Linked DNA regions of Homo sapiens: region 1 is linked to region 2. A link is a loop called in an ENCODE intact Hi-C map of the cell type or tissue named here. Cell type or tissue: dorsolateral prefrontal cortex. All regions are shown on one strand. Each heading gives the region's core, and the rest is flanking DNA. Links, peaks and the distances in the headings are about the cores only. Region 1 overlaps LRRC4B (leucine rich repeat containing 4B). Region 2 overlaps EMC10 (ER membrane protein complex subunit 10).

The links. Hi-C counts contacts between places; a loop is a spot of excess contacts. Peaks named below come from ENCODE experiments on the same cell type or tissue, not always from the same donor. Only the 100,000 strongest peaks of a DNase experiment are listed, where the experiment ranks them.
Region 1: it touches region 2 in a loop (2.9-fold over the local background); 4 of 110 quality-filtered maps call a loop at or near these places.

What each region holds. Positions count from the first base shown.
Region 1 is chr19:50,546,398-50,549,220 of GRCh38, reverse strand. It overlaps LRRC4B (leucine rich repeat containing 4B), which reads left to right. Exons shown (of 3, transcript NM_001080457.2): 2 at 348-679. The coding sequence starts at 383. Among named protein-coding and RNA genes, the nearest start is that of LRRC4B, 21 kb to the left of the region's middle. In dorsolateral prefrontal cortex, for the core only: a CTCF peak has its summit at 1,545 (motif pointing right); DNase peaks (open chromatin) are centred at 1,563, 2,156 and 2,513; H3K4me3 peaks cover 2,500 bases; H3K27ac peaks cover 2,500 bases.
Region 2 is chr19:50,477,793-50,480,689 of GRCh38, reverse strand. EMC10 (ER membrane protein complex subunit 10) reads right to left here. Exons shown (of 7, transcript NM_206538.4): 2 at 2,689-2,761; 3 at 1,624-1,733; 4 at 475-579; 5 at 1-109. Among named protein-coding and RNA genes, the nearest start is that of GARIN5A, 2.4 kb to the right of the region's middle. In dorsolateral prefrontal cortex, for the core only: a CTCF peak has its summit at 1,397 (motif pointing right); a DNase peak (open chromatin) is centred at 1,386; H3K4me3 peaks cover 690 bases; H3K27ac peaks cover 583 bases.

The sequences.
Region 1 (2,823 bases), core at 324-2,823, 68 kb before region 2:
GCAAAGAACTGGGTTTTGAATCTGGACAACTTCTGCACTTACTGGATGAGTGACCTTGGGCAGGCACTTCCTCTCCCCCAGCCTCAGTTTTCCCTGCTGCAGAATGGGCGTAGAATCTTGCCAGCATGGAGAGGATGAGCTAGTGCAGGGCCAGGCGGGCCAAGCTTCCCTCTGCCTGCCCCAGCCTGCTGGGTGGGTCCATCGGCAGCTGTCTCCCTCCCTGTCCCTTTGTTCTGGGCATGGGGCAGGGAGGCGGCGATGGGGCTGCCTGGGTGTTGGCAAGCACCCAGGCCACATGGGCTCCTGTCCCTCACCAAGCCTCTCCCCCTTCTCTCCCCCACCCACAGCCCCCCAGCGTCCACGCGGAGCATGAACATTGAGGATGGCGCGTGCCCGCGGCTCCCCGTGCCCCCCGCTGCCGCCCGGTAGGATGTCCTGGCCCCACGGGGCATTGCTCTTCCTCTGGCTCTTCTCCCCACCCCTGGGGGCCGGTGGAGGTGGAGTGGCCGTGACGTCTGCCGCCGGAGGGGGCTCCCCGCCGGCCACCTCCTGCCCCGTGGCCTGCTCCTGCAGCAACCAGGCCAGCCGGGTGATCTGCACACGGAGAGACCTGGCCGAGGTCCCAGCCAGCATCCCGGTCAACACGCGGTACCTGAACCTGCAAGAGAACGGCATCCAGGTATGCGGGGCCAGCGGGCAGAGGGGGACCTTGGAGGGGACACTGGGGAGGCATGCAGATGTAGCCCATCCCTTCTGGGCCTCCCCACACCGGGGCTTCCCCGTCTCCGGCACCTGTGGATGTGGCCTGCGGGTCTGCATCCTATCAGCTGGAGCCGGGCTCCCGAGGTGGAGTGGAGGCCCTCCGGGCTTTGAGAGCACAGTGCTCCCTGTCTCTGAGCCACCGTGTCGGGGCCCAAGTGCAGGCCACCTGCCCAGCCCCCCCGGCACAGGACAGGCGGGTCGGCCTAGGCCGAGCCCTGGAGTCCCTGGGGTGTGGAGAGCAACCCTTTCACAGGGACCCCTGTGGCATCTGCACCACCACACCCTCTCGTGGCCTTGGGAAGGTGACGGCATGATTCTGAGCCTCAGTTTCTTCATCTGAAAAGCGGGGACAATGCAAGCCCCTGCGTTGAGGTGTTGCTGTGAGGGCTGATGGGTCTGGTACTTATTGGGGCGTTAGCTTGTGTGCTGGCACCTGGCGAGTGGTCAGAGGACAGGAGGCGTTTCCATGGTCATTTGCCGGGCAGTGCAGGGTTTGCGTCCCCATTTCCTGGAGCTGGTGTGAGAATTGGAGAGCAGAGAGGCTGAGAACGCTGTGGTGCTTGGCGCCATGGTGGCCTGTGGCTGGTGCTCAGGATGGGGCAGCTGCCACTCAATTAATGATGACTCTGATTAGGATAGGCCGTAAGCGAGGGCTTGGGGGGACAGAGCTGTGCTATTAGAAAGCAGGGCTTCTCAACCTCTGCCCTATTGACATTTGGGGCCTGCCCTATCATCCTTTGGCGGGCAGGGTGGGGGGCTCTGTCCTGTGTGCTGTAGGATGTTTACCAGCATTTCCGGCCACTAGATGCCAGTAGCACCCCACCCCCAGTTCCAAAAATATCTCCAGGCATTGCCAGTGATTCCCAGGGGATCATTACCCCAGGCTGATTTGGTCCAACTCCTGCCTCCAAGCAAGCCTCCTCCTGTTCCAGCCTGTAAAGCTGGGAGAGAAGAGGGTGCCGATGCCAGAGGTCCCAGCCCCTCCAGATCTAATCTTCCAGATGTAACAGCTCCCGTAAGAAATGCGGCTGCTTTTCTGCCTGGTCTGTCCCTGGGAAAGGGTGGGAGGACTTGGCTGCTCCCATCTGACCATCCTGAGAGCCAGATTCAGGGAAGAAAAGGGACCTCTCAGGGGAGCAGTCCCTTCCTGGTGGCTGTGGGGCAAGGGCCAGCGAAGGGGTCCAGAAACGTCAGGGGCGTCGTCACATCACCACCCCCCGCTCCCGCAGGGCCTTGTCCCTCTGTCCACGCCCACCTCCCACAGGCTCCCATGTCTGCCAGTTTGCTTTGAGTCTGCCCTGCATCTCCCTAGTTGCAGTCTCCACCGATCCATCCACATCTCCCTTGAGCAGGTGACATTCCGCACTGTGCGGTCCCCATGCACCTGCCCCCGGCTTCCCTGCACTCCATCCTTCCCCCACTTATACACGTGACGTTCAACAGACACCGGCAGCACCGGCTCTGCACCAAGCCCTGTCCTGGGTGGTGACCGAGCCAGGCAAAGCCCAGCCCTAGCCCCGGCAGCTCACATTCTAGTGGGGAAGAAATGAGGAGGAAAAGGAGCCAGTGGCTGGGACGGCACGCCAGGGAAACGCGCTTTGCAGAAATGGCCAGGGAGAGCGTGGGACAGGGAGGCACCCACGCCACTCACCAGCAGCCCCAGGCCGTGGCAACATCCCCGTCGTAGAACCTGGACCCGTTTCTCTTTGTGGGGGGGCGAGGGGGCTCAGTGAACAATTCAGTCCCACAAACGTGCTGAGCGCCACCAGCGGACGTACATTCATTTATGATAAGTCATGCACAGGCCCGCTCCCTCCGTATATCATGCACCTGGTAAAGCACACACCCAAGGTGGACATTGTCAAAGGGTGAAAAGCATCAATAGGGATCCAGACGCCTCTATTTCTCATCCTCCCCACCCAGGGGTTCTTGCACCGCCCCCTGCCCCACCCAGAGACATGGATGGAGGGTGTGTTCGTCCAGTCCACGAGAGTGGATGCTTGTGAGTGTTTGTCAGTGGGCTTGGCCTCCCTCAGTGGACACATCCCAGACAGCAAGAGG
Region 2 (2,897 bases), core at 139-2,638:
GGCCCCGGCAGCCCCCGGGGTGCGTCACCACCGACACGCCCACCACGTTGCCGGCCACATCCACGTGCAGGGTCAGCTGGTCCGACAGGTGCGACTCCACCAGGGAGCACTGTGGGGGGAGTGGGGTCAGTGGAGGTGGGGAGCCTGCTGCCTGGGCTCCACCCTAACCTCCCCCGGCCCCCACCACAGGACCCCCGGAGCATTTTTCAAAACCTTCCCATGGCTCCCTGTTACCCTCAGGCCCAAGTTCAACCGCCCCCCACCCGGGAGTCCTCACAATGCTATCCCCATGAAAGCACCCGCTACCTGGACCGACCCCTCCAGACCAGGAGGCCTCGGAAGGCAAGGCCAGGTCTGAGTCTCCCAGGCCTCTGCGGGCTCCAGAAACACAGGGGTTCGAATGGTGGAAGCAGGACCAGGGTAGGGGATGAGGAGGACGAGGGAGAAGGGGGCTCATCCCCGACACCAACTCACCGCAGGGACAAAGGAGGAGACATAGCCACCAGCTTCCAGGCCATCCAGGGCCCCGGGTCGCCTTGGGATCCGGACCCGGTACAGGCCATTCAGGGCTGCCACATCCTGGGGATGGGAGAAGAGGGTGCTGGTCAGAAGGATGGTGTCAGCCCTGGACAGGCTGTGATGCCCACCAGGCCTCCGCGAAGGCCCCTCTCCAGCCCCACCCACCTCACGGCCCACACTCCCCAGGCCAGCCAACCTGAGTCGACCCAGGACTCTTCCTGTTGGGGTGGCCCGGCTGGTGGGTGAGGCCAGGAGCAGCTGGGACCGCCCCACCTAGGGGAAAAGCCACCACAAGGAGGGCAAAGCCCAGCCCAGCGATGGAGTGGGTCCTGAGGACGCCTTCCCTGTGCCTGGATCCAGCTGCACCTGGCGTCCACCCTATGCCTGGACGTACCAGTTACATGCATAATAAATTCTGTTTGGGGACAGCTGTGACAAGAGAATCATGTGGGTACCATGCAGGAAGGGTGCTCAGGCAGACCTCACCGCGTGGCCACCAGAATCAAGCCTGCACTCCCCAGCCTCCCTCACAGCTACATCTGGCTGATGGGTGGAAGTGGGTTGTGCCAGCTTTTGCAAGCTTTCTCTAAATGCTGCTGCTCCTTCTGCCCCTCTTTCTCCCTCTCTATCCTGCTGCCTGGAGCCCTGGGGCCTCTCTGCATGACCCCTGCGGAGGATTGAGCTGGGCCCTTGAGGCTGCCACAACACAGGGCGACAGAAGTGAGCTCCTGTCCAACCATAGCTATTTTGAGGCTTTCTCCTCACAAACAAATCTCATCTAAGTGGTCATGAAACAGCTCAGCTGATCTGGAAAAGAAGAGGAGCCGACTGTGTGAACCTGCAGGGGAAGGGGGTCTGCCAGCAGAGGGAGCAGTGCAGGAAGAGGCCGTGATGCAGGACACCATGCCTGGCGGCGCTAAGACGAACTGCAATGCCGTTCCTCCAGGGGCAGTCATTGAGGACAGAGGCTGAGAGTGGCAGGTGGTGCTGGGAGCCCACCTGGGCCTGGAGGGAAGGCTGCTGGGGACCAGCAGGGGGTGGCTGAAGAGACAGCTGGAAACCCTCCATCCCCATCCACACCCAGCCCTGAGGGCCCCACCTCACCCGGAGTCGGCCCCGCTCCTCCTCGCTGAGCTGCCGCTGTGACAGGGACAAGGTACCATCCTGCTGGTTCCAGAGCAGTGAGCCCCGCTTCCGGAAGTTGGCACTGTCATCTGTGAGGAGCTCAGGTTCAGAGACGCCCCCTCCCCCGCCCACCCTTCAACCCAGGCAGGGGCCAGGAGGTCCAGCTTCAAATTTTGGCCTGGCCTCCACCCGAGTGACCAGGTTCCCTCCCCATCTGGGCCCCCATTTTGCTATCTGCAAAGTGGGGACACCTCCACCATGTTCCACCTCACAAGGCAACCCGTAGCAGATGCATGAACCCCACAGCTCCCAAATCCTGCCTCTGCCTCACCAGGTGACCCAGGGATAGCCACACAACCTCTCTGAGCCTCAGCTTCCCCAACTGCAAAATACGGAGGCTGTGGAGTTCAGGAATTCCCAACTACCTGGCCATGTCAGAATCAGGGGAGCTGTTCACTGAGCAGATGCCAGGGTTTGCAGAGGGGCACCAGCTTCAGGGTTTGTGCCCTCAGGTTCGGGGCCTCAGACTCGATTACTACACTCTGGGCAGCACTGACGTCCAGCTCTGGGAACCTGGACACCTGCATCATGGCAATTTAAGTTTGGGTTTGAAGCTGGCCCCTGCTCTGCCACTCACTCACGATGAGACCTTGTGTGGTGCCTACTCTGAGCCCGTTTCCTCTTCTGGAAAAAGGGGCTGACACGAATACCTACCACCTCACATGGCTGCTGTGAGGACATCTGAGTTAATACTTGCAAAGCGTGGAACCGCTAATGCTGGGCACGTGGCGACTGATCAGGAAAGCCGCTCTGAAATTATTACTGCTGTGATGACCTTTTAAAAACTGAGGTTTGTCTCACAGGCAAGGGGGCATTTAAAGAGTGTTTCTCTTCTTTCATGTCCCACTTTCCCCTAACCTGAGGCAAATCTGTTAGTAAATGGTTGTTAGTAAATGTCATACGACGGGAGGCACCCAGACTCCAAGTCTTGACTTCTCAGGGCACCAATGTTAAGTGTCTAGGAGAGGACGTTGCCTGACTCACCGATCTCAAATGAGTGCTCCAGCAGCAGCCCCACCGTGCCACAGGCCTCGCCCTCTCGACCTTCCGCCCCAGCCTGCAGAGGACACAGAAGGCCCCAGGTGAGGACCACCCAAGCCCTCAGCATAGTAGTCACCCACAGAACCCAGGACAGACAGACTGGTGGGCTGAGGGAGGAGCCTTATCTTCAAGTTAATCACTGCTGCTTGCCT